Regions from separate parts of the Homo sapiens genome. Here region 2 is linked to region 1. The links are chromatin loops, found by intact Hi-C in ENCODE. Cell type or tissue: GM12878. All regions are shown on one strand. Each heading gives the region's core, and the rest is flanking DNA. Links, peaks and the distances in the headings are about the cores only.

What was found. A loop is a pair of places that touch in the nucleus more often than their neighbours do. Peaks named below come from ENCODE experiments on the same cell type or tissue, not always from the same donor. Only the 100,000 strongest peaks of a DNase experiment are listed, where the experiment ranks them.
Region 2: it touches region 1 in a loop (4-fold over the local background); 27 of 110 quality-filtered maps call a loop at or near these places.

What each region holds. Positions count from the first base shown.
Region 1 is chr6:72,404,733-72,421,062 of GRCh38, reverse strand. No RefSeq gene overlaps it. Among named protein-coding and RNA genes, the nearest start is that of KCNQ5, 210 kb to the left of the region's middle. In GM12878, for the core only: a CTCF peak has its summit at 8,698 (motif pointing left); a DNase peak (open chromatin) is centred at 8,692.
Region 2 is chr6:72,573,444-72,589,773 of GRCh38, reverse strand. No RefSeq gene overlaps it. Among named protein-coding and RNA genes, the nearest start is that of KCNQ5, 40 kb to the left of the region's middle. In GM12878, for the core only: a CTCF peak has its summit at 9,223 (motif pointing right); no DNase peak of the experiment used is centred there.

The DNA of each region.
Region 1 (16,330 bases), core at 5,685-13,684:
TCTAGCAGTGGTTGCCCTCATGGTTGTGAGAGGTACCGAAATACTGAGTTTGGGGGCATTTACTTTTATGGTTTCATACTGACTTTCTGAATCCTTCCACTCGAGACTTGCTGCAGCCCTAATTCTTATGTGAAGTAATTCAATCTCTGATCGGCCATGTATAACCACCCCCTGCCCACCTTCATTTCCTCTAACTGGATACCTCTATTATCTTTCCACCAAAGATGCCTCACTCATGGAAGGAAGCCCTCTAGAGCAGAGCTATATCAATGTAATTCAAGACCAGTGATTTTGAATGCATCCATCAGCTCAAGGGATACCCACAATGGGAGTGATGCTTCCTCATACTGTGAGCACTCTTTATTTTCTCTGCCTTGAGGTAATCTGTGGTCTACCTCCATCCTTCCCACTTAACCAGGGGAGAGTCAGATTCTAGACCTTCTGTGGCCACACCCAGCAGTGACGTGATCAGTAAGAACTGGGAGGCCGTGGGGCCTTCAGGTTGCTGCAGCTTGCAAAAATCCCTAGGGAACGGGTAGTCAGTCTCCCCAGTCTTGGCAAGTGCCTGTTCACTTCAGAAGGGGCCCCTGAGGTGCTTTTCTTACTAAGCTTGTTGCAGGGGGCAATGTGGGGCAGCCCTCTTTTGTTACCTCAAAGGGTGATACTCCATACTCTGGAAATCTCACCAGAGAAAAATTTCAACTCTCAATCTTCCCGCAGCCAATTTCCTCTGTTTGTAAATACCCTAGATGAAGAGTGTTGGTTTAAAGGTGACCAAACTGTGTTTTGGCTTACCCCTCAGCAAGGTTTTCCTAGCTGCTCTGGCATCTCCTTTTAGACTGTGCAGATAATTAACACCCTTCCTTATCAGCTTTGGAGCCTCTGCCAAAATTCTAAAACAACAGGGAATTCACACTTAGCTCTTCTTGCATTTGGAATCATTTTAAGGCAATGTTACTCGTGACATTTCAGGAAAAAATGCAAATATATTACAAAGTGTTGTTGGTTGTTATGTAAAACCTCTTAGGAGGCAATAAAAATATATTTTGGGTGATAAACAACAAACATGATAGGTACCTAGCAATGATTGACATGGAATATTATGGGAAAAGGCTCATAATTTGCATCTAAAAATTACTAGACTCGTGATTTTAAAGACCAAGGGCCAAAGAAATGAATGGGAGTTGGGGAAAAGGTGACCTGTTACTACTCCACCTAAATTACCTAGAAAAATCTGTGTTTTGTTGAATCGTGATACAGAGCACACTGTTTTTCATACCAAATACAGAAATTGAGGCCAGAGATAAAATGATTAGAGGGGAAGATGCCAGTGCATAGCACTTAACAATGTCCAAACAGAAAATGCAGAACCAGGGAAAGGCCTGGAGTTGCTTAGTGACAAGAGATGAAACTGAGAAATGGACCCACTTGATGTCATTCTTATTTTAAAAGGCTTTTACATCAGTTTACATATAGCTCCTATCTTGTATTGATTAAGACAAATAGCATTTTATAAAATGGTTGTTTAGAAATTTCATTTTATAGGTGTGTATGTGTATGTGTGTGTGTGTGTGTGTGTGTGTATATATATATATATATATATATATATATATATATATATATATATTCTTAAGTTCTACCTTTCAGCCATGAGTCTAAAACCACTTGGCTGTAGGGTTGGCAGAGGTTCTTTTCAGTGCCATCTGGATGGGGATGTTCAGTTGACTCTGGAGATCACAGGATGAGGTGGAGCGTGTGCATTCCCTTCACCCTCCTGGTGATGTGTTAGAAGGTACTTGGCACAAAGGATGGATTTACATGGAAGTGAAAATATAAGATGAGAAATGAGAGACCCTTAAAGACCAGCTCTTCGCTTTCAGACTCTGCTCAACAGAGCGTGCAGGGGCTGCTCCAGGGACCCAGGCAGGGGAGCGCCTGCAGTGGGAGTGTTTTCACCCACTCAATCGCCGAAGTCAGTCCATGTATTTAAAAAAATCTCTTTTTCATGTTCATCTTCTTATTTGCAAATAATAATAATAATAATGATAGTAGTAATATTAGTAATCATGATGTTTAATACCCCAATATGGTTCAACTCTCCCACGTCCTAGGTGAGGAGAGCTGTTCTGGGTGGGTAAATGACTCGGCCAAGCTTGTGGCAGGGCCCAGATAGGGATCCAGGCCTCTTGACCACCCTCAGACCATGGGCAGTTCTGCGGACTCGGCTCCTCCCCAGGGATCCTGCTGCCCTGAACACCCGCCTTCCATTCCTCTTGCAATGCAGAGACCCACAAGAGCTGCACCCTCTGAGGCGAGCAGGCGGCTGTGTTAGTCATTCTTCCTTCATGCTGTCTTAATCCCTCTGAATGTCAGCAAAAGCCAGGAATAAGCAACAGAGTCACTTCCAAACTAATCTCTCCCATGTGCTCTCTTTTTTGCCTTGCTTCCTTTGTGGATCTGTCACTGAATAATTCTCCTGAGCCTGCTCAGATTACACTGAATCCCTGTGCCTGTATCAAGGAAAAACAAGAGAGCAAAGCTACCTCTGTGCACATGGATATGTGGCTTTGGCGTTTTGACATTACACAAATGGATTCAAATTGAGATCTTTCCAGTTGAGGAGTGAACTCCAGAGGTGGAGAAGAGGGAATTGTAAAACAGTTCAGGATTCTTCTATTTCACTTACTAGGTCTTTATATAGAAATCAATACAACATGTGTGCCAATCAAATGAGATAATGTCTGTGAACAGTTTGAACCATTTATTAACTCTAATGGGCAAACAAAAACGAGTCTCTAAGACACTAGTGGGGGTGGTACTGGGCTTCATGATAAATGGGTTCTAGTGCTGGCTCTGTCACCAGTGAGGAGCTTAAAAGGTTATTTTACCTGTCTAGACCTAGTTACTTCCTCTATAAAATGAGTAGTTCCTTCCAGCTTTAACATTTTAGGATTCACTCACATTTCAGGAGTTAAAATGAATTTCTGGCACTACTATTTTGGAAGGTTGATTTTGACCTAAGCATATGCAATGCTAAATATAATGCTTTAACTGCATTTCTGTCTCTGTTTATGGCTTCTTTTTCTAAGCCAAGATAAGCCTGTTTGGTTCAAAGCTAGACAGCCCGAGTGTGCTGAGCACGTTCAGACTGTACTGCTTATAATTGCAGCCTTTCTGGAATTGTCTATGGAAAGCAGCAAGAATCTCAAGCAGGGCTGTCGTCTTAATAACTGGATAACTGCAAAGGTAGAGGTTTCATTAACTGAGTAAAATGAATGAATATTTGAGCTGAAGTATCTCTATTTACACAGATCCCATCAGCTACAGAACATTTGGGAGGAAAGGAAATTCAGCTGGATAAACACCATAGAATAAAAGTTAACAGGCTCTGGAACTGTGGCTTTCTTTTTTTCTTTTTTTTTAATTAAACTACACACTGTATTTACATTTCACCAGTTATACAACTAATGTATTTTTCTGTCCCCAGGTGCAACTCAGGATCTCACATTGCCTTTAGTTGTCACTTCTCTTTGTTCTCTTTTAATCTGTGACAGGCCTTCAATCTTTCCTTGTCTTTCATGACCTTGAAAGTTTTGGAGAGTGCGCATCAGTTATTATATTATTTTCTATTGCTGCATAAAACTACCAAAAATTTAGAGGCTGAAAACAACACAAATTTAGTATCTCACAGCTTTCATGGAACTGTGGCTTTCAAGAAGCTATTAGGAGGAAGTAGGTCATCCCTAGACTGGATAATTGTGTTCTGTGGATGTTATCAAGATGTCCAATTAAAATGAACACTGACGCAGCATCCACAAGACCATGGTCTTATGACAGCCGAAAAACACAGTAACTGGAGAACTGTTACTGCCACAAATGCCTGTTAAACAATAAGGTCCGGGAAAGCTGATCTGAAGAGGACAGAGAGCCTTGGCAGCAAATACTACAAATTGGCAATCAGGAGGCTCCCACCCTTCAGAGAACCTGCTGATTGGCTCTAACTGTGGTCTCCAGCAACTGGTGGTTGTGAAGTAACTACAACATATGCCTCCTGGGCTGTCAAATGACTTGAGGATAGCTTCTCCAGGCCATAGAGAGTCTTCTACCTATAAAGACATGTCAGCATATTTACAGAATTAGAAAAGCCACCAAGAAATAGAAAGTGCAGACCTCATCCTTAAAATGTTGTTATTTAATCATGAGTTTAATGGAAAGAATACACATTTCTCTCCTCTCTTTATCCCTGACGAGCTAGTGGCCATGGGCAGCGGAGGGGTGGGGAGAGTGTGGCTAGGTAAGGAGACCCAAAGGCATCCCAACCTGTCTTAAAAAGGGAAGAAAAACTGAAATGTTTTTGTGAATTTTAGTTGACAAGCAGAGAGTAAGAACCTCTGTATGGTTCTTTGTAGTTTTCAAACTATCCTTCACTTTTACTACCTTCTTTAACAGTTGTGGCAATGACGTCAAATGACTTATGCAAACCTCACAATGGATTGTTGGCAGGTTGTGATGAGAATGTCAACTGACCAGACAGAATCCTTTCTTCTCTTGGGTAACATCTTCCCAGCTTCTTTAACCTTTTAAAGGAGGTGGTTTTGCAATGATATTCAAATTATGCTTAAATTTGGGCAGCTCCTTAGGCTTTTAAGTGAAACACTTTATATAATGAAAATAACACCTATAATGAGCATGATAGTATTGATAGTAAAGATGATGGTGATAATTCATTAGGCATTATGTGTTGGGAGCTGTACTATGCACATTTGCAAATATTGTTTTAAAATTCTTACAATTTTTCCTTCTAAGAAAATAATATTAACTTGCCTCAACTTGGAGATGAGGGATCTGAAGAACAAAGTATTTTCATTCCTTGCAAAAGGCTACAAAGCTAGTAATTTCTGGAGCTTGGATTTGACCCCCAGCATACCTTTTCTCTGTTATTGTGCTGTTAACATTATGCACACATCTTAGGTCCCAGCTGAATCCCATCCAACCTGTTATCTTACCTTATGCCTTTTCACCAAGGACAGTTCTATCATTGCAAGGGGCTTGTGTCCTTCAACTCTGGGGAACACCATATGCAGGGCTCTACATGATTCATTAGAAGGCTCTGAGATAGCCTGGCATGATGGCTAAGAACACTGCTTTGCAATCAGATAGACCTGGATGCAAATACTGGCTCCTTAACTGACTAGTTGTGATACCTGCAAAGTCACTTACTTAACCTTTCTGGGATACACTGTCTTTTCCTGTAAGTGTGGGCAATGCTACGTACCTTACAGCTTTAGCAGGAATACGAAAGTTAGATGCAATAACTATGTAAACTACTGGCGATTAGTATGTCTTTCATATAATGATTGTGTTGTTTCTGCTTCATTGAGGTTTTCTGAAAAAGTCATTGTTGTGTCTGCTCAACCTTCACTCAGCCTACACTAAGGGCAGGCAATTCACTCAAATAATTATTGAGGACCTGCTATGTTAGATACTGTGCCAGGCACTTGTAATAGAGCAATAAACATAATCTTTGACTTTAAGCAAATTACTTGACTGGTAAAAGGAGTAGATCCCTCTCCACCCCCCGACAAATTGTAGTAGAATGTGATAATAAAGACTTGAATATTGTACTATGGGAACACAGAGGAATAGCTGATGTTACCTGGGAGGCAGTCAAGAAAAGTTCACAGATGCGCAGTGAGCAAGATCAACAAATGCCACATACAAATCCTGTCCCCCCTCTAAGAAAAGATGGCAAGACAGCATTTCTCTGCTGTCCTTAATCAGTGGTGTGCCAACATACGGCAAGGATGTGATCTGAGGCTGACCTAGTCATTACATTCCCAGGTTTGCCTAAAAGAGGATGATAAAACTCCTGTGCCCAGCTAAGGCAATGGCTCCCCATAGAGCACATAAGTTTGAGCTGGAGATTTCTAAGTCCTATTTATTGCTCCTGAGAAGGCTACTTCTTCATTGCTAAGAGTTTCTATCCAAATGAACTCTGTTGGAGAAGATGGATGTGATTCCTTCTAGTAGCCATTATTTACTTTTGCTCTGGTCACTGAAAATACGTATTTCTTATATAAAATGCTGCTCTCAGCTCCACCAATCAACCAAGAACCCAGACAGTCTCAATCTCTTCTGTAGCAGTTTCCTTGGCAACCAGGACCCAGCCAGGGAGCTCGCCAACCCACAGTGGGACCAAGTGAAACCCTGCAGCACTGTCAGGCACTCTCTGCTTTTAAATAGTAAGCGACCACACAAATGCCAACCCAGCTGCCATCATTCTCTATTTGTAAAGCACCTTCCATCTGGGCACCTCAAAGCGGAATGCTTTCACAACAGGGGTCTTACCTGATTGAGATGAATGTTATCATTATTCACATTGTTCCTATAAGGAATCAGGGGTGAGAAAAATCAAAGGATTCTCCAATGGGCTCTTTTGTCTTTCTTATCTTTTAATATTTTCCCTTTCCTTTTTTTTTTTTTAAACCAATGTTTCTGGCACGCCCTTGCAGTTACTTTTTCAGTTGTCTTGGAAAATGCCACATTAAAAGGCCAGAGTCAAGATCACAGTACTTACTCTTCCTCAATCAGGGCAGCCCCATTGATCTTTCATAGTCATAAAAGGTGAACCCAACTGATGTCTAAGTCAGGCACTGCTCCTGAGGTTCATAATCTGGTTTGCTGGGGAAGGAGGGTGGATTGTCAGCAAAGGAGGACCACATACTGGGTAAAAGTGCCTTCTTTCTCTCCCTGTGCCAACCACTGCTCACACCTGATGCTTCCTATGGAGCTAATTATGAGAAAAATATTTAGGACTCCCATTTTAGTGAATAAAACTTACCAAACGAGATTATTTAGAGCAGGGCTTCTCAAACTTTAGTATCTCTATGAATCACTCGGGGATTTTGTTAAACAGCAGAGTCTGATTCAGTCAGTTCGGGGCGGGACCTGAGGGTCTGTATTTCCGACAAGCTCCCAGCTGTTGCTGGTGCTACTGGTCAGAGGACTGGACTTTGAGTCGCACGGGATCAGGTTCAGTGTTTGTTGTTTACACATACTCACACACGCCTGTATGTGCTGCAGAAGTGGACGAGAAAGAAAAGCACACCTTTCATTCTTAGAGGGTTTTATATATTTAAAAACACTTTGATAGACATTTCTCTTAGGCAAGCAGGGTAGGTAGCATTATCACAGTTTTTTCTGCCCAATGGTATATAGTTATATAATCTCATTAACTATGAGGTTATAGATCCAATTGCTCATACCTGTTCACCACAAAAGACTAATTGAATTAGAATATGTTTGTATTATAGTATTTTTGTTAATATTATGGTATTTGTACACAAATTAGAGTGTCGTTATTAGATTGTTATTAATCACACACATTTTGAAATGCTGTAAATCCTAGTGGGTTCAAGTTACTAGGGAGTTATTTCACAGATTCCACAGAGGGGTTCAAAGAGACATCTCTGGGGAGAGAGGGTGCCTTTGCCAATGATGCATCTCTAGAAGCTCCCACATTCATAGTCAGGTGAACTTTGCTGCTTTGTCCTGATGTTTACTGGCTTTTCTCCACATTGATTGAAATTCCATAATCATGGTGAGAATAATTAGAGTGGTGTCAAGGAATCTCCTACCTCCCACCTGTAGTGGGTTGAATGATGACCCCCATCCCAAAATAAAAGTCCACTCAGAACATCTGAATGTGATCTTATTTGGAAGAAAGGTCACTGCAGATATAATTAAGGTAAGGATATTGAGATGAGAAGGCCTTGACTTAGGGTGGGCCCCAAGTCCAATGACAAACGTCCTTATAAGAGATCAAAAAAGAAGAGAGGGGGCACCTGGAGGCCATGTGAGGATGGAGGTAGAGACTGCAGTTCTACTGCCACAAGTCAAGGAGTGCCAGTAGGCTCCAGGAGCTGGGAGTGGGCAGGAAGCATTCTTCCCTGAGGCCTTTGGAGGGAGTGTGGGTCTGCTGTCACCTTGATTTCAGATTTCTGGCCTCCAGAACGGTAAAATAAGTTCTTGTTTTAAAAAGAAGTTCTTGTCGTTTTAAGCCACAAGCTTTGGGTACTTTGTTGTGGCAGCCCCCGGAAAGAGTGCGCAGCCCCTTACGCACCTTCCAGTGGTGGCTCATGGTCCAGCCTTGAGAAGTTCTCTCCCTGCTGCTCATGCCTCCTCTCTGCCCCCCTGTCCCGGGTACTTGGCCTTGGCGTGGCCTGTCCACACATGGCTGTGCTTGAGCATGGTGGCATTGGTCCCAGGGACAGGGCAACTTTATTCCATAAGTGGAAACGACAGAGATTCTCTGACCACACACACCTGGGGACTGGAAATGAACCTATAATCTCAAGGGAGGTGAGTCAAAACTCAGAATTCATTCACCAAAACAAAACCTCTTGATTGATTCTTGGTGGAGATAAAGATGAAAAAGATTTGAGTATGCATATAATTATAAAATACTTATACTGTATTCTCAAGCAGATATTTTTACACCATATAAAAGGCAGTTGCCCCACAAGATTAGTCCTTAACCTTAAGGTTTAGTCAGTCCTAGTTAAATTTTCCCTACTGAAGGCTAGCGCATCAGCATTGACTCTCAAAAGATCCCTCTGCATTCAGCGTCTTCTCGGACCTGCACGAAGCACTGCTGCCATCTTGTGGCTGAGATGCGCCACTACACCCGCTTATTTTATGAGGTTCTAGCTCTCACCAACAGAGGGCAGGGTTGAGGCCCCTGCCTGCAGACAAACCCTTGTTCATAATTTTGAGCCAAATGCTAGTGTGGCAGAGTGAGATTTCTTTTTAAACTAAATTTTGAGAAGAACCAGGTAATACAACTGCTATTTGCCTGTTAATAAAGCAGGGGAAATTCACAAATATTTCACAGCCTCCTAGGAGGTGAGAACATGCCACTAGATACACTATTTTGAATTTCCTATTTTCCTACTTCCTATCCATCTGATGCCCTAATGGCAGCTAACAGGGAGGAGTCCAGCGTGGGAAGGTGAGGAGGGTTGGGATTGCAGGAGGCCAGGTGATACCCTGACACTGGGCTTCCTGTTACCTTTGGAACTGAGAGGCAATCCAACCCTAAAGTGGTAGAACTTTGTTTAACTCTCCAACAACTAGGGTTCTGATAGCCTGATTTCCTAGGAAAGAGGATTTATGTAGCTCAGAGTTATATTTGGTTTGTGGTTGCTATTAGAGTAAAAGAATCAGGCCTGGTGTGGTGCCTCACACCTGTAATCGCAGCCCTTTGGGAGGGCAAGGCAGGAAGACTGCTTGAGGCCAGGAGTTTGAGACCAGGCTGGCCCACATAGTCCGACCCCCATCTCTAAAAAAAACTTAAAAACTAGCCATGTGTGGTGGTGCATGCCTTTTGTTCCGGCTACCGAGGAGGCTGAGGCTGAGCCTAGAAGTTTGGGGCTTCAGTAAGCCATGATTGTACCACTGCATTCTAGCTTGGGTGACGGAGCGAGATATTGTCTCAAAAAAAAAAAAAAAAAAAAAAAAAGAGAGAGAGAGGGAGAGAATCTATCTTTCTTAGTCTCCATCTATCTTTTCACAAAAGTGAAATTTGCCTGACTGACCCGCATCAACATCCCCCTTCACCTACCCCCAATAAAATCGTCAAACAGAGCAAAGCTCAGAGCAAGAGTGAAGGTTCTGGGGCCTTCCCATTTGTCCTGCCTCCTTCCTCTTCCATCATTGTCTAAAGAAAGGCTCAAAGAATGTTTCTTAATTCTTTATAATTGGAAAGCTTTCATCAAGAGTGTTTTAAAGAAAAAGAAGTGCATTTCTGGAGCATTACTCTAGGGTCACCAACTTATCAATTTTAATCGATGAATCAGAGATCTAGACTGAAAAATCATGAGTGTTTTTGCTGGTTTTACTTAGTAGATAGAAAGGCCAGTGGAAAGTGTGGCCCGTCACAAGGCTCTGCTTTCCAGGCCTGGGCATTCAATCTTTCTGTGCAAACTGAGCTCCTCCAACCCCTGCATCACTTGGAGGTGGGACCGGCTTCATAGGCCTGGGTCCTGGGCAGTCACACCAGCCCTCGCACTCAGGAGGCCTGCTCTTGGCTTCACGCTCTGCTGTTGCTATCTTGAAAATCTTAAGAATTTTTTAACATGCGGGCTCAGATTTTTATTTTGTACTAGACCTCGTAAATGACATAATAGGTCCTGCCTGGGAGTGTGTTAGAGATGCATTATCTGAGGCCTCATCTTGGACTTCTAAAATTGAATGTGTATTTTAACAGGATCCCAAGGTAAATGGTTGCAACTTTAAAATTTGAGCACTGATCTTAGCTGCCTATGAAGTTGTGGTGGCAGAACGCAGATGAGTGAGCAGGGGGTGAGTCCTTGGCAGAGAATGCAGGGGAAGATCTGCCTTCTCCTCTTCAGAATGGAAGAATCAAAAAGCAGAGAGCCTGGGGGTGGGGGGCACTTGGGAGATGATGAAATTCAGGGAGAGAGAGGAGAGTAAGTGGAAATTGTTTTACAGTACAGGAACCAGCTCTCATAAACCATTTCCTTTATAACTTGGTGACCTGTCATAAATTTTTGAAAAACTTAGTTCTAACATTGGAGCACAAAAGTGAAATTGAACCATGACTGACCACTGTTTCTCTGGCTTTAGGATATAGCCTGACCATTGTTGAGCTATTGCTCTACTATGGAATGAGACAGGATTCCCCATTGATCCAAGTTGCCCTTTATCCCTCCACTGTTTCTAGACATTTTCCCCTCTGTTACCCTTCTAGCTCTCAAATCTCCAACCCTTCCAAACTCAACATGCACACTTTGCTTTATGTCATCGGGGGGTTACACATTTACAAAAGAACATCTTGGAAAATACTTTTACTTCAGCCTGTAGCTGCTTTCAGAAGGATAAGAAAACCCCAAGGAAAAGGGGACTCCAATAGTTTAACTGCCAGAAATACAGGTGGTGGATTTATAAAGTCAAAATTAATTTGTAATTTTAAAATTTACTGTTGCTATGATTTAGAAAAAAAACCTTCAAATAGGAGTGTTTTTTTTTTTAATTTGTGTGTCATAGAGCACTTCATATTGGTTACTTGCAATTTTATTGAGCCCAATTATTATACTTCCAGTGTAGAAGTCTCCACCTTAGTGTACATGGTTGAGAAATCAAACAATATATTTGATATAATACCGTGTTAGGTCATTCTTGCATTCCTATAAAGAAATACCTGAGACTGGGTAATTTATAAAGAAAAGACACTTAATTGGCTCACGGTTCGGCAGACTGTACAGGCAGCATGGTGCAGGCATCTGCTTGCTTCTTGGGAGGACTCAGGGAGCTTTTACTCATGGTGGGAGGCAAAGTGGGAGCTGGTACTTCGTATGGGGAAAACAGGAGCAAGGGCAGGGGGAGGTGCCCCACACTTTTAAAGGACCAGATCTCCTGAGAACTCACTCTTTGTGGTGGGGACGTCACTAAGCCAGGAGGGATCCATCCCCATGACCCAAGCAGCTCCCTGCAGGCCCCACCTCCTACACTGGGGATTACATCTCAACATGAGATTTGGAGGGGACATCCAAACTATGTCAGATGGTGAAATTAGACCAAAGAAAAGCAGAAGCCACACAAAACAAAAGTGTTGTTTTTAGAATACAAGCTAGCATGAAAGAAAATCCTGGCTAGGGGCAACAAAATCATAGACTTTATTTTGATTCTCAACTGAAGAAATAGCTATGGATCCCTTTAGCATTATAACTAGCTGTTTTGGGAGTTGGAGGTGAAACTTTGGGATTTATGAAAAGGAGATTGAGTTTTTGTAGACTGAACAGCAGTGATCCAGAACAATGTGGAGTCCTCAGTTTCTGTGTTGTGCATTCATTCTACCATCTTGTGTTTGTGTACAGTCCCTGTGCCATACACTAAGCTACTTGTTTATGTCATTATTTTTAACTTGAATTATTTCAAAGGGATTTACAAAGAGTTTCAAGAAGCTGTTTCATAATAACATTATTGGAATAAATCATAAAAAGAAAAAATACATACTAGCTGTGAATTCTTTTATGATTGATGTGAGAGTATAATTGTTTTACAAAGTCCTGGAGAGACAGGGTAAATTAAACTCGTATAATGGGTTATTATACTATTCCTGCAATAGTCCCAGGCAGGAGTTCAGGAAGTCTGTGAACTAAAAGAGAAAAAAGTGCATCTTTTCTTTTTTCTAATCTCTAATTGTAATTTAAAATTTCTTTCATTTATCACTGTAGGTAAGAAACCACAATAGCATAGTAGTACCTGTGACCTTGCTGTCAGTACAGAATCACACATATTCATAATATCAACTAGTATTTATGCTCATCACAGCTTCAAAAACACTGTAGTTATTGGACCTGTCACTAGATTTCTTTTAATACCTCAGTAAAGAAGTCATATGTATTGCTAGATGACAAATTTTTGTTTTATTTTGTTTTTTGAGACAGGGTCTCACTGTCACTCAGACTGGAGTGCAGTGGTGTGACAAAGGCTCACTGCAGCCTCTCCCTCCCAGGCTCAATCAATCTGCAAGCCTCAGCCTCTCAAGTAGCTAGGACTACAGGTGTGTGCCATCGTGCCTGGCTTTTTTTAAAATTTTTATTTATTTATTTTTTTTGTAGAGATGGGTTTTTGCCATATTGCCCAGGCTGGTCTCTCAAAACTCCTGGGCTCAAGTATCCGCGCGCTTCAGCCTCCCTAAGTGTTGGGATTACAGGTGTGAGCCACCACGCCAGACCAAAAATTTGTTGTTAAAATGTTTTTAACTCTTTCAATATAATTGGCTTCATTTTCCTCCTATGTACTTTTTAAAGGAGTTTAACTTCATTATTCTGAGAAGGAGTCTATAGGTATCACCAGGCACCAAAGGGAACCAAAGCATATGAAAAGTTAAGTGCCCTATGGTAGAAGCAATCCCACTCCTCGGTATATACCCAAGGGAAAAGAATTCATTCTATCAAAACAGACACATCCACCCATATGTTCATTGCAGCACTATTCAAAATAGCAAGGACAATGGAATCAACCTAAGTGCCCAACAGCAGTGGATTGGATAAAGAAAATGTGGTACATATACACCATGATGGAATACTATGCAGCCATAAAACAGAATGAAATCATGCTCTTTGCAGCAATATGGATGGAGCTGGAAGCCATTATCCTAAGTGACCTAAGGCAAGAACAGAAAACCAAATACTGCATGTTCTCGCTTATAAGTGGGAACTAAACACTGAATACACATGAACATAAAGATGGGAACAATAGACACTGAGATCACTAGTGAGGGGAGGGAGGGGCCATGGGCTGAAAAGCCATTTGTTGGGTGCTATGTTTACAGCCTGGGTAATGAGATTGCTGACACCTCAAGCCTCAGTGTCATGCAGTTTATCCATGTAATAAACCTGCACATGTACCCTTTAACTTGTAATAAAAGTTGGAATAAAAAAAGAAACATGAGAAGCCTCTAAAATTACACTTGATCCCATTCCATACTTTTTAACAGACTGAAAATGCCTGTTCTATGATAAAAATAAAGAATAGTATATTTTGTCTTAAAAAAGAACTCTATAGTAGAAGAAAACACAACCACTCAGTAGAAAAAAATTCTTTTTGCAGACACTAAATAATAAAATGTAAAACAATCATACAAAAATATTTGCAAAAAGTATTCAGTGACATACTGGAAAAAATAGTTGACAGAAACGCATAGCCAATGCAAGAAGCATCTTTAATAAACACTCAATGAAAACCAAAGGCAAAACATTAGGAAAAAACATGAATTTAGGGTGGAGTGAACATGATGGCAGGAACAAGCTAGAGTGATGTAGGCGTGTGGTTTCTGATGATTTTATGTATTGATAGAACTTGGAAAATGCAGAGGAATGAATAGATAAGATAACACACATAATCAGAAAAGCCGCAGTTGCATGTTGCGGGACATAAATAGGGAAAGGAGTGATAGAATTAAAGTACATGCAAAGGAGGATGAAAGAGATGATCCAGCATCTGAAGAGAGAACCTAGACTGACTATACAGAAAAGGAGAAAGAAAAAGGTGGTAATTTCAGTGAAACGACTCAGTTCCTCTGCTCCTGGAGAAATTGGGGAGAATTCAGTGATATGGGAGCAGATTTGCAGGTAGAGAATAGGTTGGGAACCTTGCATTGCAGAAGGCAGTTAGAGAACCTTGAGAGGCTGAGAATTTCTGGAACAGAAAGATTGTGAGGCTTGCTAATGAAATCATCCAGGAAATGGCACTGAAAATGGTGGTTAGAAAGCACATTTTCTAAAGCTAGACTCGTTCTGTTGGGCTGGGTCAGAGAGGGTGTTCTCTGTCTGCTTCTAAGAGGTGGTGCTCACTAAATGCAAAGGTTGGTCTAGAAAAGGAAGGAACAACCAGCCCTACTGAAGATGCACAGAATGGCCTGAAGACAAAGATGCACAGAATGGCCTGAAGACAGCATTATGTGATATGGGCTATTGAAATTAGCACTCCTATCACCTGAACAGACGACAAATCCTCCTCTGTTTTTATCTACCAGTACTGGAAAGGGACATTGTATCAGTGGTGGTGGATCAGATAAATGATCAGGAAATGAAGGCCAGATTTGTCCAAGAGTTTTGTGTTCATATGAAGTCTTCACAAGGTTAACTTAGACTTCACAAAGTTAGGTTTATGCATAATGGTTATAGGTGCTAACATTTATTAAGCCACTTACTATGAATTCAGGTTTTGTCCTAAAAATGTAATATTTACTATTTACTTTAATCCTCAAAATAATTGTATGAGGTAGGTGTTATTATTATTCCATTTAACAGATATGTTTTAGTGTATTTTATGTTAGCCGTATGTCTTCCTGCGTGCTATAGATATAATTATAATGCCATATTCCTCAAAATGTCAGTCTGGAGTCTTAGAAATATTTAAGGCACCAGATGAGTGGCTCCATAATTTGGAAGAGAGGAGAAGATGAGTGTCATCAGAGTGAGTGTGGTTGGATGTGGCCAATCTTGAGAATTTTTGTCCCACCTTTCCTAGGTCTTGAGAGAAGAGAAAAAATGGATCTAGAGCAGACACAACTTTCCCAACATGTCCTTCTCTAAGGCAGAAGCATTCTCTTTTTTCTAGTAGCATCCATATTGCCTTGGGAGAACTACCCTAACTTTTCTATGTGGTTTGGGTGCAACTGCCTGGATTTCCTAGATCCAGGGCTGGACTCTTGACACAAGCCTGTCTATCAAGGTATTTCATTTTTCTGGTCAGAGATATTTGTTCAGCATTAGGCATGGATCAAGATGATCCAAAGGAGATTCTGCTGGGATGATGGGACAATTGTGGGTTTTTTTAATCCAACTAATACATTTACATTTACAAAAACCAATTGACCACCAAGTATGTGATAAGATAGGTATATACTTTAATTAAAGGAGTTCTGTGGTAAGAGCTATAGAGCAGCAGTCACCAACCTTTTTGGCACCAGCGGCTGGTTTTGTGGAAGACAGTTTTTTCCATAGACCCAGGGGGAGAATGGCTTCAGGATGATTCAAGTGCGTTACATTTATTGTGCACTTTATTTCTATTATGACATTATAATATGTAATGAAATAATTATATAACTCACCATAATGTAGAATCAGTGAAGCCCTGAGCTTGTTTTCCTGCAACTAGATGGTCCCATCTAGGGGTGATGGGAGACAGTGACAGATCATCAGGCATTAGAATCTCATAAGGAGCACGCTACCTAGACCCCTCCCATGTACAGTTCATAACAGGGTTCACACACCTATGAGAATCTATTGCTGCTGCCAACTGACAGGAGGCAGAGCTCACTTGCCTGGCTCACCTCTGGCTGTGTGGCCCAGTTCCTAACAGGCCACAGACCAGTACCAGTCCGTGGCCCAGGGATTGGAGACCCCTGTTTTATTGGGTCTGACAACCTAGACTGGGGTTATTAATGAGCAGCAGGTGGGGTAATCGGAGGAGGCAGGGTAGACAAAACTACTTTTGAAAATTTAAAGAATAATTCTTTGTTCTATCTCCTTTACTCAAACTGTTCCTGAAGTCTGCATATTATGTATTCATGAAGTTTGATAGTGCAAATGGTGAGTGGTCAGGGGAGGGGGGAGAGAGAGCAGGGAGAGGGAGAGGGAGGAAGAGAGAGAGAGAGAGAGACAGAGAGAGAGAGAGAGAGGCTTACAAAGAGGTTTCAGGGAATGGAGAAGAGCCCACCTGCCTCCTTTTCCTATCCCCCACCCCCATCGTAAGGCAGAGTCGTTCAGGCAACTTGTGGGAGACCAAGCTGGCCAGG
Region 2 (16,330 bases), core at 4,882-12,881, 170 kb before region 1:
TCTTATTAGTGCTATCTTAATTGTTCCTTCTTCAAGCAGCTTATAATTTATAACTCTTTGCTTAAGGCATAATTGCTGACCAAGGGCCTCATTTCAGATCCACTTATCTATTGCTTTTTGAAGTTGTTACTGCCTTATAGAGGCCTGTCTTCAGTTGATTATAGATCAGTGCATGAGCTTTCTTGTGTAGGACTCTGCTCGCACTCTCTTACCTTCCTAGACTCCATTTAGTGACTTTTCCAGAGCTCAGCACGCTAGTGAAGACACATTGAATGTAACACTACCCATTATCATCTTTCCTTTTAGCTAATTTGAAAGCACAGTTTTAAAACTAAAGAAAAAAAACCCGATAGATTATTTTAAATTCAACTGCCTTAGAAACATTCAGTAGTAAATGAACTTATGTGATTAATATGGAAAATAAATCTGTTCTCCTTCACCCCAAGCTGCATTCTGTGTTTTAGTTGTATTTGTGCCAAGAAGTTTTGGCAATCTGTACATCTTTTTTTTTAAGCCTCAAAAGTAAATAACAAAACACAGACTCCATGGTTGTGTGGCTGATTTTACAGAGTATTATGGTGTGGATAGCTTTGATAAAATTCTCCCAAATTTTCCTATTCTCACAAGTACATCTTCAGAGTCCTTCCTCAACCTGTGTGTGGTGTGGGGGTGTGTGCATGTGTAATTTCTAAATTCATACTATTTTACATGATTCAAACTTTAAAATAATACAGAATAATGTATGGTGGGCCCACAACATCCTGAAATAACAACTTAAAAAGCTAGATAAAATGTTTCAAAGATTTCTGAAAAGCGTAAGTGAGCTAACAAGATAGTAAAAAATTACCTGGCTAAATCTAGGATAAACTAAAAATTCAGAGACTTATGTCCCAAACTAAAACTTGCTTTTGCCCAGAGGGTATTTATCTATTGAAAGAAACAACTGTGAAACTGAACTGTGGTTTTGGCAGCATCCTGATACAAGGGAACACACTTCCAAAATCAGTTTCTACCTAACTGCAGAGTCTGAAAAGAGCTATATCCTCAGAATAAGCATGAACCAGAAGTAAAGAAGCCCTTGCTTGAAAACAGACAATAGAGATCCATAAAAATTCAGATACTGAAATTAACAGACATATTATAAAACAACTTATGCTTACAAGCTAAAAATATATATCAACAAAACGAGCTTAAGAAACAGAAAGTTAAGCCGGGCACGGTGGCTGACGCCTGTAATTCCAGCACTTTGGAAGGCCGAGGCAGGCAGATTGCTTGAGGTCAGGAGTTCAAGACTAGGCTGGGTAACCTGGTAAAACCCCATCTCTACTAAAAGTACAAAAATTAGCCAGTGGTCATGGTGCGTGCCTGTAGTCCCAGCTACACGGTAGGCTGAGGCACAACAATCGCTTGTACCCTGGAAGCGGAGGTTGAAGTGAGCTGAGATCGCACCACTGCACTACAGCCTTGGGGGACAGAGGGAGATCCTGTCAGAAAAAAAAAAAAAAAAAAAAAAAGAAAGAAAAGAAAAGAAACAGAAAGTTATTTTAAAAGTGTTACTGATTTTAAGACAATCAAACCAATCTTCTCATCCTGAAACTGTTACTAAAATTAAGAACTCAGTGGAAAGATTAAACAACGGACTAGATTAAAAAGAAAATTAGTGAGCTGGAAGATAGGTTAGAATAAACTTTTCAGATTGCAGCATGAAGGGGACAAAAAGATAGGAAGTGCAAAAGACATGCTAAAAGACACAGAACATGTCTTATAGACATGTTCTTAGTATCTAAACTAATATGGGAAGATCTAAAATAATATGAGTAGAAATTGATCTTTATAGTTTGTCCCCTTAGAGCCAGGAGACTGTAGTAGGGAGATGGATGTAGTTATAAAAGGGCAAAATGGAGGATATTTGTGGTATTGGAAGTATTCTTTATCTTGATTTAGGTAGTAGACACACAAACTTATACGTGTAATAAAATTGTGTATAACTAAACACACGCATGCACACAAATAAGTACAAGTAAAACTAGAGAAATCTGAATAATATTGGTAGATTGTATAAATGCTGGCTGTGGCATTATACGATAGTTTTACAAAATTTTAACATTGAGAAAAATAGGAAAGTGTACACAAAATATCTCCGCATTCTTTCTTTCTTTCTTATTATTTTAAAAGACAGACTCTCACTCTGTGGCCCAGGCTGCAGGGCAGTGGCACGATTATGGCTCACTGCAGCCTCAAGCTGTCCCCCTGCCTCAGATTCCTGAGTAGCTAGGACTACAGGCATGTGCCACCACGCCTGGCTAATAGTTTTTATTATTATTATTATTTGTAGAGAAGGGGTCACACTATATTGCCCAGATCAGTCTTGAACTCCTGGGCTCAAGACAGCCTCCCACCTCAGCCTCCCAAAGTGTTGGCACCACTGCACCCAGTCTCTGCATTATTTCTTTCTTTCTTTTATTTATTTATTTATTTATTTGTTTATTTTTTGAGACAGAGTCTCGCTCTGTTGCCAGGCTAGAGTGCAGTGGCGCGATCTCAGCTCACTGCAACCTCCATCTCCCAGGTTCAAGTGATTCTGCTGCCTCAGCCTCCTAAGTAGCCGGACTACAGACGTGTGCCACCATGCCCAGCTAATTTTTGTATTTTTAGTAGAGACGGGGTTTCACCATGTTGGCCAAGATGGTCTTGATTTCTTGACCTTGTGATAATGTCTGCCTTGGCCTCCCAAAGTGCTGGGATTACAGGCATGAGCCACTGCGCCTGGCCTGTATTATTTCTTATAACTACATTTGAATCAATAATTCTCTCAATAAAATTTGAATTAAAAAATATACAAACATGTAGATGCACAATAGCAAAAATGCAAAATGCCTAAGCAAAGAAAACATGTTAAATACAACAGAAAAATAAAGATGGACTGCCTCCAAAAGAACAGCAGTTTGATAACTTCATAATGCCAACTAAGGATGCTAGGAGTCAGTAGAATACTAGCTTCGAAGTTTTAAGATAGGTAGCCAGTGAAGTTATTATCCAAAGTGAAGGTAAAATAAAGGCATCTTCAGATACACAGAAAAATAAGAGTGTTCACCACCTTCAAAACCGCACTAAAATGTAACCCTAAAGGATTTACGTAATAAGAATAAAATGACCCTACATGGAAGATGTGAGATGCATGAAGGAATAAAAAGCAAAATGATACACATATTACATATTAGTTTGTAAAATATGACAAGTTAGCATATATCCTTACCAGATATCAAGACTTAGTAACATTAACACAATATAGAATAACTAAGGCTGCCCAGTGGGACAGCAGAGGGCACCTAGAAACAGTCATGCATTTGTGAGCATTGAATTAAGCAGTGTAGAGCAGTGGAAAAGGACTTTTTTTTTTTTTCTTTTTTGAGACAGATTCTCAATCTGTCACCCAGGCTGGAGTGCAGTAGTGTGATCTCGGCTCACTGCAACCTCTGCCTCCTGGGTTCAAGAGCTTCTCCTGCCTTAGCCTCCCGAGTAGCTGGGACTACAGGCATGCGCCACCACACCCAGCTAATTTTTGTATTTTTAGTAGAGATGGGGTTTCACCATGTTGGCCGGGATGGTCTCAATCTCTTGACCTCGTGATCCACCCGCCTTGGCCTCCCAAAGTGCTGGGATGACAGGCGTGAACCACTGTGCACTGCCGCAAACCTCATTGGGAAATATATTCATGATATTTGGGAAAAAAAATATTTCTGAAATAAAACATAAAAAGCACTAACCACAAAGGAAAAGATCAATAAACATGCTTATGTTAGAAGTAAGAATTTTGGGCCAGGTGTGGTGGCTCACTGTAATCTCAGTGCTTTGGGAGGCTGAGGCAGGAGAATCACTTGAAACCAGGAGTTTGAGAACAGGCTGGACAACATAGCGAGATCCTGACTCTACAAAAAAATCTTTTTAAAAAAGTAAGTAAGAATTTTGTTCATCCAATGGTGCTATAAAATTACTAAAAGACAAGCCAGAGTAGAAGACATTTGCTAACAAAGACTCATATTCATAACATGCAATGAATGCCTACAAATCAATAAAAAGAGAAAATTTAACAGAAAAAAATGGGCAAAATAACATGAATAGGCATTTGCCCAAAAAGGTGTCAGAAAGGCCAATAAACCTTTAAAAATGTTTTTAACTTTTTTACAGTTAAGGAAATATTACTTATAGTCTTAATGAGATAACAGTACTACCCCCCACTGCCTACCACCAGATTAGCAAAATTTAAATTAACAATACACGATACTGAGAAAAACAACTCAATTTTGAAATAGAATATTTTTATAGATACTTCAACAAATATAGCTAAATGGCAAATAAATATATGAAAACGTGTTCGGCATCACTGCATTAGCACAATATAGATTAAGATTATAACAAAATAGAACTACACATCTATTTGAATGAATCAAATTGAAATCATTGACCATACCAAATGTTGGTAAGGTTATGGAAGAACTAGACCTCTTATACGCTGCCAGTAGTAATGTAATTTTTTTTTCTTTAGACTCCCTTAAATGTGATTTGAGTCTGGAATATATTTGTTTCCTAGTTTCACTAAAAATGTAGATTTCAGGTTTTGTTTTGTTCTTGTCGCTTTTCTGTATTTTCCCATAGGAAAAGGGGAAAATGGTGACTTTCATGGCCATGTTCATGCTGGAAGCATTCTTTATATTTTTAGGCACATTAATTCATTATTTTGAAAAGTTGATTAGAGGTGCCTTTTTAATACTAAACTTTATGAGATTATATTGGGTTGGGTAGTGCTTTATAACATAACAAAACAGAAAATATTTTCATACACTGTACCACTTCTTTTGCCATGAAAATTAATCTGATCTAGTTTAGTCAACAAAATAGAGTGAATATTACAATCAGAAAATTGAATTGAAAAGGAAATAAAAACAGTTATGCTGTCCTAAAGTTATAATCACTATAATCAACAGATGAAAAAATATGTTATGGTCGCACCCAGGGAAGTTTAAATTTTAGGCATCAAAGCACGAATCCAAGAAAGTCTTGGGAATGCCTCGCCACTTTTCTGCAGATAGATATTAGACAGATTATACTTGATAAAGCACTAAAAAAGGCTCTCTGAGAAAAAATTGTTTCTTCATACCTAGCACTGGTTGGTGTCAAAGCTTTTGATCAACTGTAATCAGTTGGCTTTTAGAAACAATGACTGATATTTTCTTTAAAGAGTTCTGTCAATCTAAGTATTTTTGTAATATATTTGTTATTAGCTTGCAGCACTTTTAATCATGTTTTTTCCTTGCAGTATTTTACTATAATGCCTCTAGTTTCTTTATCATTTTGCAACTATGATCTGTTTTATACATAATTAAACACCTTTTGCATTACCACATAGTCTGCTTCATTTCCAAAATTGAAGAAATGGCTTGTGTAGTTGTTAGGAAGTGATGATTTTAAAACACTACAAGGAATAAGATTCTTTAATATATTAATTATCTGCCAGATGAGAATGGTCTGTAGACAGGGTAAAAGAAAGGCATAATTCTCTGGAATGCAAAGAAAAACTAGCTCAAGAGATTGTTACAGAATAAGAGTTACCAGCAGACAGTTTAAGAGATAAAGACTGGGGCAGTCCTCTTTGGGCATTATACTTACATATTTTAGGTAATAAATCAGACTATTAAGGATTAAACTATATAATTATTGCCACAAAGCATGTCAACAAGCTTATTATAGCAAATGAGAAAATCTCGTTGAAATTACCAAGCTTCTTGCAAGTGAAGCCCCTTGCAAGTGATCCAAAGAACCGTACACCAGGTCAGGTGAGAATTGGAACAGCATCTGCTGAAAAATGGAGTAGCCACATTCTTCCTTGAATCTTAAGTATTAGAGTAAGGGGACAGATTAGAACCAGAATAGACACATGAGCTTGGTCATAACTGACAGCCATCCTAACACACACCAGGTCTTAGAATGATAAATGCTTTATCAGGAAAAGAAAAACTAACTAAGGAAGTAATAAAAGGGATATAGTTCTATCATCAGTATCAGTCTATGGAAGAGTTACAGTCCATGTGTCCAAATGGTGTTTGCTGGTTAAGGAGTCATAGAGTTGCATACTTGGATACTAGTTTCCTTATTCTTCAAAATAAGGTAATCACAAGCAGTCTTTTCTCTCCATTTAAATAGTACTTAGCTATCACATAAAAAATCTTATCCTCAATGATCAAGTTGGCTTCATCCCTGGGATGCAAAGCTGGTTCAACATATTCAAATGAATAAACGTAATCCAACACATAAACAGAATCAGTGACAAAAACCACATGATTATCTCAATAGATGCAGAAAAGGCCTTTGATAAAATTCAACACCGCTTCATGCTAAAAACTCTCAATAAACTAGGTATTGATGGAACGTATCTCAAAATAATAAGAGCTATTTATGACAAACCCACAGCCAATATCATACTGAATGGGCAAAAGCTGGAAGCATTCCCTTTGAAAACCGGCACAGGACAGGGATGCCCTCTCTCACCACTCCTATTTAATACAGTATTGGATGTTCTGACCAGGGAAATCAGGCAAGAGAAAAGAAATAAAGGGTATTCAAATAGGAAAAGAGGAAGTCAAATTGTCTCTGTTTGCAGATGACATGGTTGTATATTTAGAAAACCCCATCATCTCAGCACAAAACTCCTTAAGCAGATAAGCAACTTCAGCAAAATCTCAGGATACAAAATCAATGTGCAAAAAGCACAGGCATTCCTATACACCAATAACAGACAAATGGAGAGCCAAATCATGAGTGAAATCCCATTCACAATTGCTACAAAGAGAATAAAATACCTAGGAATACAACTTACAAGGGATGTGAAGGACCTCTTCAAGCAGAACTACAAACCACTGCCCAAGGAAATAAGAGAAGACACAAACAAATGGAAAAACATTCCATGCTCATGGATAGGAAGAATCAATATCGTGAAAATGGCCATACTGCCCAAAGTAATTTATAGATTCAATGCTATCCCCATCAAGCTACCATTGATGTTCTTCACAGAATTAGAAAAAACTACTTTAAATTTCATGTGGAACCAAAAAAGAGCCCATATAGCTAAGACAGTCCTAAGTGAAAAGAGCAAATCTGGAGGCCTCATGCTACCTGACTTCAAATTATATTACAAGGCTACAGTAACCAAAACAGCATGGTACTGGTACTAAAACAGATACATAGACCAGAACAGAGGCCTCAGAAATAACACCACATGTATACAACCATCTGAACTTTGACAAACCTGACAAAAACAAGAAATGGGGAAAGGATTCCCTATTTAATAAATGGTGTTGGGAAAACTGGCTAGCCATATGCAGAAAACTGAAACTGGATCCCCTCCTTATATCTTACACAAAAATTAACTCAAGATGGATTAAAGACTTAAATGTGAAACCTAAAACCATAAAAATCCTAGAAGAAAACCTAGGCAATACCATTCAAGACATAGGCATGGGCAAAGACTTCATGACTAAAACACCAAAAGCAATGGCAACAAAAGGCAAAATTGACAAATGGGATCCAATTAAACTAGAGAGCTCCTGCACAGCAAAAGAAACTATCATCAGAGTGAACAGGCAAGCTACAGAATGGGAGAAAATGTTTGCAATCTATCCATCTGACAAAGGGCTATATCCAGAGTCTATAAATAACTTAAACAAATTTACAAGGAAAAAACAAACCCATAAAAAAGTGGACGGAGGATATAAACAGACACTTCTCAAAAGAAGACATTTATGCAGCCAACAAACATATGAAGACAAGCTCATCATCACTGGTCATTAGAAAAATGTGAATCCAAACCAAATGAGATAACATCTCATGCCAGTTAGAATGGCTATCATTAAAAAGTCAGGAAACAACAGATGCTGGAGAGAATGTGGAGAAATAGGAATACTTATACACTGTTGGTGGGGATGTAAATTAGTTCAACCATTGTGGAAGACAGTGTGGTGATTCCTCAAGGATCTAAAACCAGAAATACCATTTGACCCAGCAATCCCATTACTGGGTATATACCCAAAGGATTATAAATCATTCTATTATAAAGACACATGCACACGTATGTTTACTGCGTCACTGTTCACAATAGCAGAGACTTGGATCCAACCCAAATGCCCATCAATGATAGACTGGGTAAAGAAAATGTGGCACATATACAACATGGAATACTATGCAGCCATAAAAAGGAATGAGTTCACGTCCTTTGCAGGAACGTGGATGAAGCTGGAAACCATCATTCTCAGCAAACTAACACAAGAACAGAAAGCCAAACACTGCATGTTCTTACTCATAAGTAGGAGTTGAACAATGAGAACACATGGACACAGGGAGGGGAACATCACACACCGGGGCCTATCGGTTGGTGGGGGGCTAGGGGAGGGGTAACATTAGGAGAAATACCTAATGTAGATGACGGGTTGATGGGTGCAGCAAACCACCATGGCACGTGTATACCTATGTAACAAACCTGCACATTCTGCACTTGTACCCCAGAACTTAAAGTATAATACAAAAGAAAGAAAGAGAGAGAGAGAGAGGAAGGAAGGAAGAAAGGAAGGAAGGAAGGATGGAAGGAGGGAAGGAAGGAAGGAAGGAAGGAAGGAGGGAAGAAAGGAAATAGTAGTTAGCTATCAAAATGTATCTTTGGAAATACTCTTCAGGATAATGGTTCATCTGGTTTTTAGTTGTTTTATATCTGTCCTATTTATTTACTAGCTTTTTTAAATCAAAAAGAAGCCCTTTAATTAAAAAAGCAATATGAATGTCTCCCGATAGACTTTATTAGTGGCATTATATTATTTTTGCTGCTTCCAAATGCAATAGATTTATAGTTTGTTTAAGGAGCAAGCTGAAAGATAATAATAGCTTGACTGTAGAAGAGCTATAGCTAATGCTAAATTACGTATCAGATGAAATTATTACACATAGACATTTTATACAGGAAATGGAATACATTAAAGATATAATTTTAGTGTAAGAATTACAAAACTAATTGTTATTAACTATTTCTAAGATAGTTTCCAAAGTGTTTTTTATGTCAGAATGCTTTAATAGTGTGTTTTCTTTCCACACATGGACTGCCATTTGATAAATATGATGTCAGCTCTTTCTATTTCGTAAGCTCCTATTAACTAGAGTAGTTCCCCCTACAGTAGCCGGAAGCATGCAGCAGATGGCACTAAGAACATTTAGCAAAGCAGCCAAGAAGAGGTCTTCCTTAATTGCTCCACAAGGTCAGAAAATTGTCTGAAAAATGAGATACACTAACGGAATCCGGCCCTCCCAAGATAAGTTACACAATGGAATTTGTAAGTTCCACACCCTCTACTTTCCACTCGGGAGAAGAATTTACAATATTCAAAATAAACATATAGATAATGTCATGTTGAGCTTCTTTCAGGAATTAGGACTGTAATACTTCCCAAAATGGGAGCTATCACAGCTATTGTTTTTTATTTTTAATTTAGAGCACTCCATTATTTTAACTTTGGAAGTACAAGGTACAATGTGCTTAAATTTGTATTTTAAGAAAAGGAATGGTTCATACAAAAGATAGCAAAGCAAATAACTGATTGTTTTCACGGTGTGACACATATGCTTTCAACCTGTTATGTCCTTCTTTGTATTTCTACCAAAGTGGTGCAATAGCAAGTTTGTCACAGTTATGTTCTCACTTTCTATCTTGTGGTTTTCTTTAGCAAACTGGTATTTGTTGCAGGATTGGATTGTTTAATTATTATATCTCTAAATACCTAATAATATATGACTAAACCACAGAAAAAGACTGAACTAACCTAATGTATGCAACGGAAAAGAAAAACCAAGCAAATTTATAAGTCAGTGTTCTGCCTTCAAAAATAATTTCTGTAATTTCATTTGCATCCACACTGCAAATTTACATCATTTTTTTTGTCTATAGGTAACTTTTATATAAACTTTTGTTTGCATCAACAGCACATATTTGTATCAAAACCATAAGGTGCAATGAGTATTGAAGTGTATTTCTTATACAATGGGAAAACAACTTTTATAGTTCTTCTCTTTCAGTAACTGAAACTTTACTTAAAGAAAATCAATTCATTAGAGGATAGGAATCAACAAAACCTGAGAAATTTTGGTAAGCCTGCATCATGCAACAATCTTCTGTCTCTATGAATGATCCGTGGTCACAGTGCTCTTTGTTGTTTCACATGGCCTCCCTGTACTGTCATACATACATTCTAAAACTAACAGTTATAGAATCTTGTGTTTTTGCTGTCATTATTTGAACATTTTACAAATACATTCTATATACAACACAAAAGAAAATAAATATAACTCCTGCTTTAAAGTAGAGATATTAAAGAGTTCTTGTCCAACTTTTTAAGATGAGAAATATTCCCTCCAGGATGATTGTATAGAGACAGGAAGGAATCATTAGAGATCGTGAGAGATCCATCTATCAAATTAAAACAAAAATGAAATACTGAGCTGTGAATTTAATACACATTATTTCTTGAAGAATTCGCATCTTCAAGGACAGATTTTAATAATTTCTGCTAATTCTAACATGCTCCACATGCATGAGTACATCAGGAGACCACCAGCTTTTCAAAAATACACTATGTACTATTTCCAGCAGTGTTTCTTAGAAGAGAAGAAATAACACTATGGCGTAGCAAACTTCACTGTTACATTACTGTCAATATTTACCAGGATGAAAGAAAGATGCTGTCGGTTAACTTAGGATTTGTCAATAGAATATCTTTTTTTATTATGAAAGGGCTTAATCATATAGTGAAGAGTTTTCCAAGTCCTGTTCTATAGAACATTGTTGTGTCTCACGATGTTAATAGGTGTCCTATTAGCAATAACTTATCAACACCTTTCTTTTTAAATGCATTTTCCAAAAATGCACCAACAATGTAAAAATGAAGAGTTTAAAATATTTTCATATTTGTTTTTGTTATTGTGCTAAAATCTGACTTTAAGAAAAATCCCCAAGAGTTTTCTTAGAAAGGAAAATTCCTAAGGAAGTAAAAAGAGAAAGCACTAACGTGTGCCATTTAATCAGTGTGCTAAGGCATAAGCAGCATTTATTAATACCTGGGTGCTGGATGAGAGACACAGACCATCCGCTCATGTTGCATCGTCTGGTTTTATACCTTGAGCACACAATAGTGATATTTTTAATGTTTAAGATATATCAAACATTCATTCACAGATTAGTGAATTTCTGTTAGGGCTCTGTCAATACATAATAATTTTAAAATTGTTTTGACATCAAATACATTTCACATGTGTAAATCTGGAAAGCAATTTTAAATAACAAAGTCTGCAAACTAGAAAAAGAGAAACATGAATTAAAATTTTTTCGTATCTTATAAGTAGTAGGTATGTATGTGTATGTATACTAATGCCATTCTTTTCTTTTCCTTTTTCTTTCTTTTTTTTGAGATGGAGTCTTGCTCTGTTGCCCAGGCTGAAATGCAGTGTTTTGATCTTGGCTCACTGCAACCTCCACCTCCCTGGTTCAAGCAACTCCCCTGCCTCAGCCTCCTGAATAGCTGGAATTAAAGGCGTGTGCCACCATGGCCCGACTAATTTTTGTATTTTTAGTAGAGATGGGGTTTCACCATGTTGGCCAGGCTGGTCTCAAACTCCTGACCTCAAGTGATCTGCCCACCTTGGCTTTCTAAAATGCTGGGATTACAGGCATGAGCCACTGGGCCCAATCCATTAAAGCCATTATTTTCAATTTTGCTGCAGTTGATTTGCTAACATGTCCAATTCTTAAGTACTAGTCTACAGAGAAAATCAGGCATTACTTAAAAGATGTTCTAAAGTTAATATTTTTTTTTTTTGTAGAGCAGTTTTAGGTTAACAGAAAAATAAGTGGAAAGTACAGAAAATTCCTTTATACTTCTTGTCACCACAACATGCACAGCCTCTCCCACTGTCAACATTCCACATTACAGTGGTACATTTGGTACAGTTGATCAACCTACATTGACACACCATTATCACCCAGAGTCCATAGTATATATTAGCATTTGCCCTTGGTGTTGTACATTCCATGGGTTTGGACAAATATATAATGTATCCACTGTTTTAGTATTATATAGAGTAGTTTTGATGCAGGGCAGGCAAGCCCCAAAGTGGACTTAGCCTGTGAGGATTCTTGGCTTCACCAAGGAAATAATTCAAGGGCAGTCAATGGTAGGGTAGAAGAAAACAGCTTTACTGAAGCAGCAATGTTACAGCTTCGGCAATGTTACAGCTCTTTGAGGGCTCCTATGGAGCAGGACTACCTCATAGGCTGAGTATGGTGGCTCAGGGCAGTTTTGCAGTCATATTTACACTTACTTTTAATTACATGTAGATTAAGGGATGGTCTATGCAGAAACTTCTAAGAAAGAGGTAACTTTTGGGTCATTGGGTCATTGCCATGGAAAGGAGCGGTTACTCCTGGGTGTTGCCATAGCACACTGGTAAGTGTGCCTTATGGAAAACTGCTTCCACCCCATCCCTGCTTTAGCTAGTCCTCAATTTTGTCTGGTGTCTGAGCCCCACCTCCAGATTTGAGTGTCACCTCTTACCTCAGCTTTACTGCCCTAAAAATCCTCTTGTGCTCTGCCTATTCATTCCTCCCTCCTGCCTAACCCCTGGAAACCACTAATCTTTTCATTGTCCCCATAATTTTGCCTTTTTCAGGCTATCATATAGTTGGGATCTTCATTATGTAGCCCTTTTAGCTTCTTTCACTTAGTAATATGCATTTAGGTTTCATCATGTATTTCATGGTTTGATAACTCATTTATTTTTAGCACTGAATAATATTCCATTGTTTGGATGTAGCAGTTTATCATTCACTGGCTGAAGTAAATCTTGATTGCTTTCAAGTTTTGGCAATTATGACTATAGCTTCTATAAATATCCACGTGCATGTTTTTGTGTGGACATACGTTTTTAGTTCATTTCTGCAAAGGTGAAGGATATTATGGTAAGAGTATGTTTAGTTTTATAAGATGCTGCCAAACTATCTTCCAAAGTACCATTTTGCATTTCTACCAGCAATGAGTGAGAATTCCTGTTGCTCCACATACTCACCAGTATTTGGTATTATTAATGTTTAGGATTTTGGCCATTCTAATAAGTGTTAGCTACCACACGGCTGTTTTGATTTGCAATTCCCTAATTACATATTATGTTGAACATTTATGCATATGCTTATTTGTCTTCTGTATAGCTGGCAAAATATCTGTTCATATTTTGCTCATTTTAAAAATCAGGTTGTTCATTCTCTTATTGTTGACTTTTAAGAGTTCTTTTTATACTTTGGATAACAGTCCTTTATCAGATATATTCTTTGCAAACATTTTCTGCTAGTCTGTGGTTTGTCTTCTCATGCTCTTGGAATTGTTATCCATGGAGCAGAAGTTTATAATTTTAATTCAGTCCAATTTCTGAATTATTTCTTTCATGAATTGTGCCTTTGGTGTTGCATCTCAAAAGACTCATTGCTATTCTCAAGATCACTAGAGTTTCTCTTATGTTATTTTCTTTCTTTTTTTTTTATTAGACTTTAAGTTTTAGGGTACATGTGCACATTGTGCAGGTTAGTTACATATGTATACATGTGCCATGCTGGTGCGCTGCACCCACTAACTCGTCATCTAGCATTAGGTATATCTCCCAATGCTATCCCTCCCCCCTCCCCCCACCCCACAACAGTCCCCAGAGTGTGATGTTCCCCTTCCTGTGTCCATGTGATCTCACTGTTCAATTCCCACCTATGAGTGAGAATATGCGGTGTTTGGTTTTTTGTTCTTGCGATAGTTTACTGAGAATGATGGTTTCCAATTTCATCCATGTCCCTACAAAGGACATGAACTCATCATTTTTTATGGCTGCATAGTATTCCATGGTGTATATGTGCCACATTTTCTTAATCCAGTCTATCATTGTTGGACATTTGGGTTGATTCCAAGTCTTTGCTATTGTGAATAATGCCGCAATAAACATACGTGTGCATGTGTCTTTATAGCAGCATGATTTATAGTCATTTGGGTATATACCCAGTAATGGGATGGCTGGGTCAAATGGTATTTCTAGTTCTAGATCCCTGAGGAATCGCCACACTGACTTCCACAATGGTTGAACTAGTTTACAGTCCCACCAACAGTGTAAGAGTGTTCCTATTTCTCCACATCCTCTCCAGCACCTGTTGTTTCCTGACTTTTTAATGATTGCCATTCTAACTGGTGTGAGATGATATCTCATAGTGGTTTTGATTTGCATTTCTCTGATGGCCAGTGATGATGAGCATTTTTTCATGTATTTTTTGGCTGCATAAATGTCTTCTTTTGAGAAGTGTCTGTTCATGTCCTTCGCCCACTTTTTGATGGGGTTGTTTGTTTTTTTCTTGTAAATTTGTTTGAGTTCATTGTAGATTCTGGATATTAGCCCTTTGTCAGATGAGTAGGTTGAGAAAATTTTCTCCCATGTTGTAGGTTGCCTGTTCACTCTGATGGTAGTTTCTTTTGCTGTGCAGAAGCTCTTTAGTTTAATTAGATCCCATTTGTCAATTTTGTCTTTTGTTGCCATTGCTTTTGGTGTTTTGGACATGAAGTCCTTGCCCACGCCTATGTCCTGAATGGTAAGGCCTAGGTTTTCTTCTAGGGTTTTTATGGTTTTAGGTCTAACGTTTAAATCTTTAATCCATCTTGAATTGATTTTTGTATAAGGTGTAAGGAAGGGATCCAGTTTCAGCTTTCTACATATGGCTAGCCAGTTTTCCCAGCACCATTTATTAAATAGGGAATCCTTTCCCCATTGCTTGTTTTTCTCAGGTTTGTCAAAGATCAGATAGTTGTAGGTATGCGGCGTTATTTCTGAGGGCTCTGTTCTGTTCCATTGATCTATATCTCTGTTTTGGTACCAGTACCATGCTGTTTTGGTTACTGTAGCCTTGTAGTATAGTTTGAAGTCAGGTAGTGTGATGCCTCCAGCTTTGTTCTTTTGGCTTAGGATTGACTTGGCGATGCGGGCTCTTTTTTGGTTCCATATGAACTTTAAAGTAGTTTTTTCCAATTCTGTGAAGAAAGTCATTGGTAGCTTGATGGGGATGGCATTGAATCTGTAAATTACCTTGGGCAGTATGGCCATTTTCACGATATTGATTCTTCCTACCCATGAGCATGGAATGTTCTTCCATTTCTTTGTATCCTCTTTTATTTCCTTGAGCAGGGGTTTGTAGTTCTCCTTGAAGAGGTCCTTCACATCCCTTGTAAGTTGGATTCCTAGGTATTTTATTCTCTTTGAAGCAATTGTGAATGGGAGTTCACTCATGATTTGGCTCTCTGTTTGTCTGTTGTTGGTGTATAAGAATGCTTGTGATTTTTGTACATTGATTTTGTATCCTGAGACTTTGCTGAAGTTGCTTATCAGCTTAAGGAGATTTTGGGCTGAGACGATGGGGTTTTCTAGATAAACAATCATGTCATCTGCAAACAGGGACAATTTGACTTCCTCTTTTCCTAATTGAATACCCTTTATTTCCTTCTCCTGCCTGATTGCCCTGGCCAGAACTTCCAACACTATGTTGAATAGGAGCGGTGAGAGAGGACATCCCTGTCTTGTGCCAGTTTTCAAAGGGAATGCTTCCAGTTTTTGCCCATTCAGTATGATATTGGCTGTGGGTTTGTCATAGATAGCTCTTATTATTTTGAGATACGTCCCATCAATACCTAATTTATTGAGAGTTTTTAGCATGAAGGGTTGTTGAATTTTGTCAAAGGCTTTTTCTGCATCTATTGAGATAATCATGTGGTTTTTGTCTTTGGCTCTGTTTATATGCTGGATTACATTTATTGATTTGCGTATATTGAACCAGCCTTGCATCCCAGGGATGAAGCCCACTTGATCATGGTGGATAAGCTTTTTGATGTGCTGCTGGATTTGGTTTGCCAGTATTTTATTGAGGATTTTTGCATCAATGTTCATCAAGGATATTGGTCTAAAATTCTCTTTTTTGGTTGTGTCTCTGCCCGGCTTTGGTATCAGAATGATGCTGGCCTCATAAAATGAGTTAGGGAGGATTCCCTCTTTTTCTATTGATTGGAATAGTTTCAGAAGGAATGGTACCAGTTCCTCCTTGTACCTCTGGTAGAATTCGGCTGTGAATCCATCTGGTCCTGGACTCTTTTTGGTTGGTAAGCTATTGATTATTGCCACAATTTCAGCTCCTGTTATTGGTCTATTCAGAGATTCAACTTCTTCCTGGTTT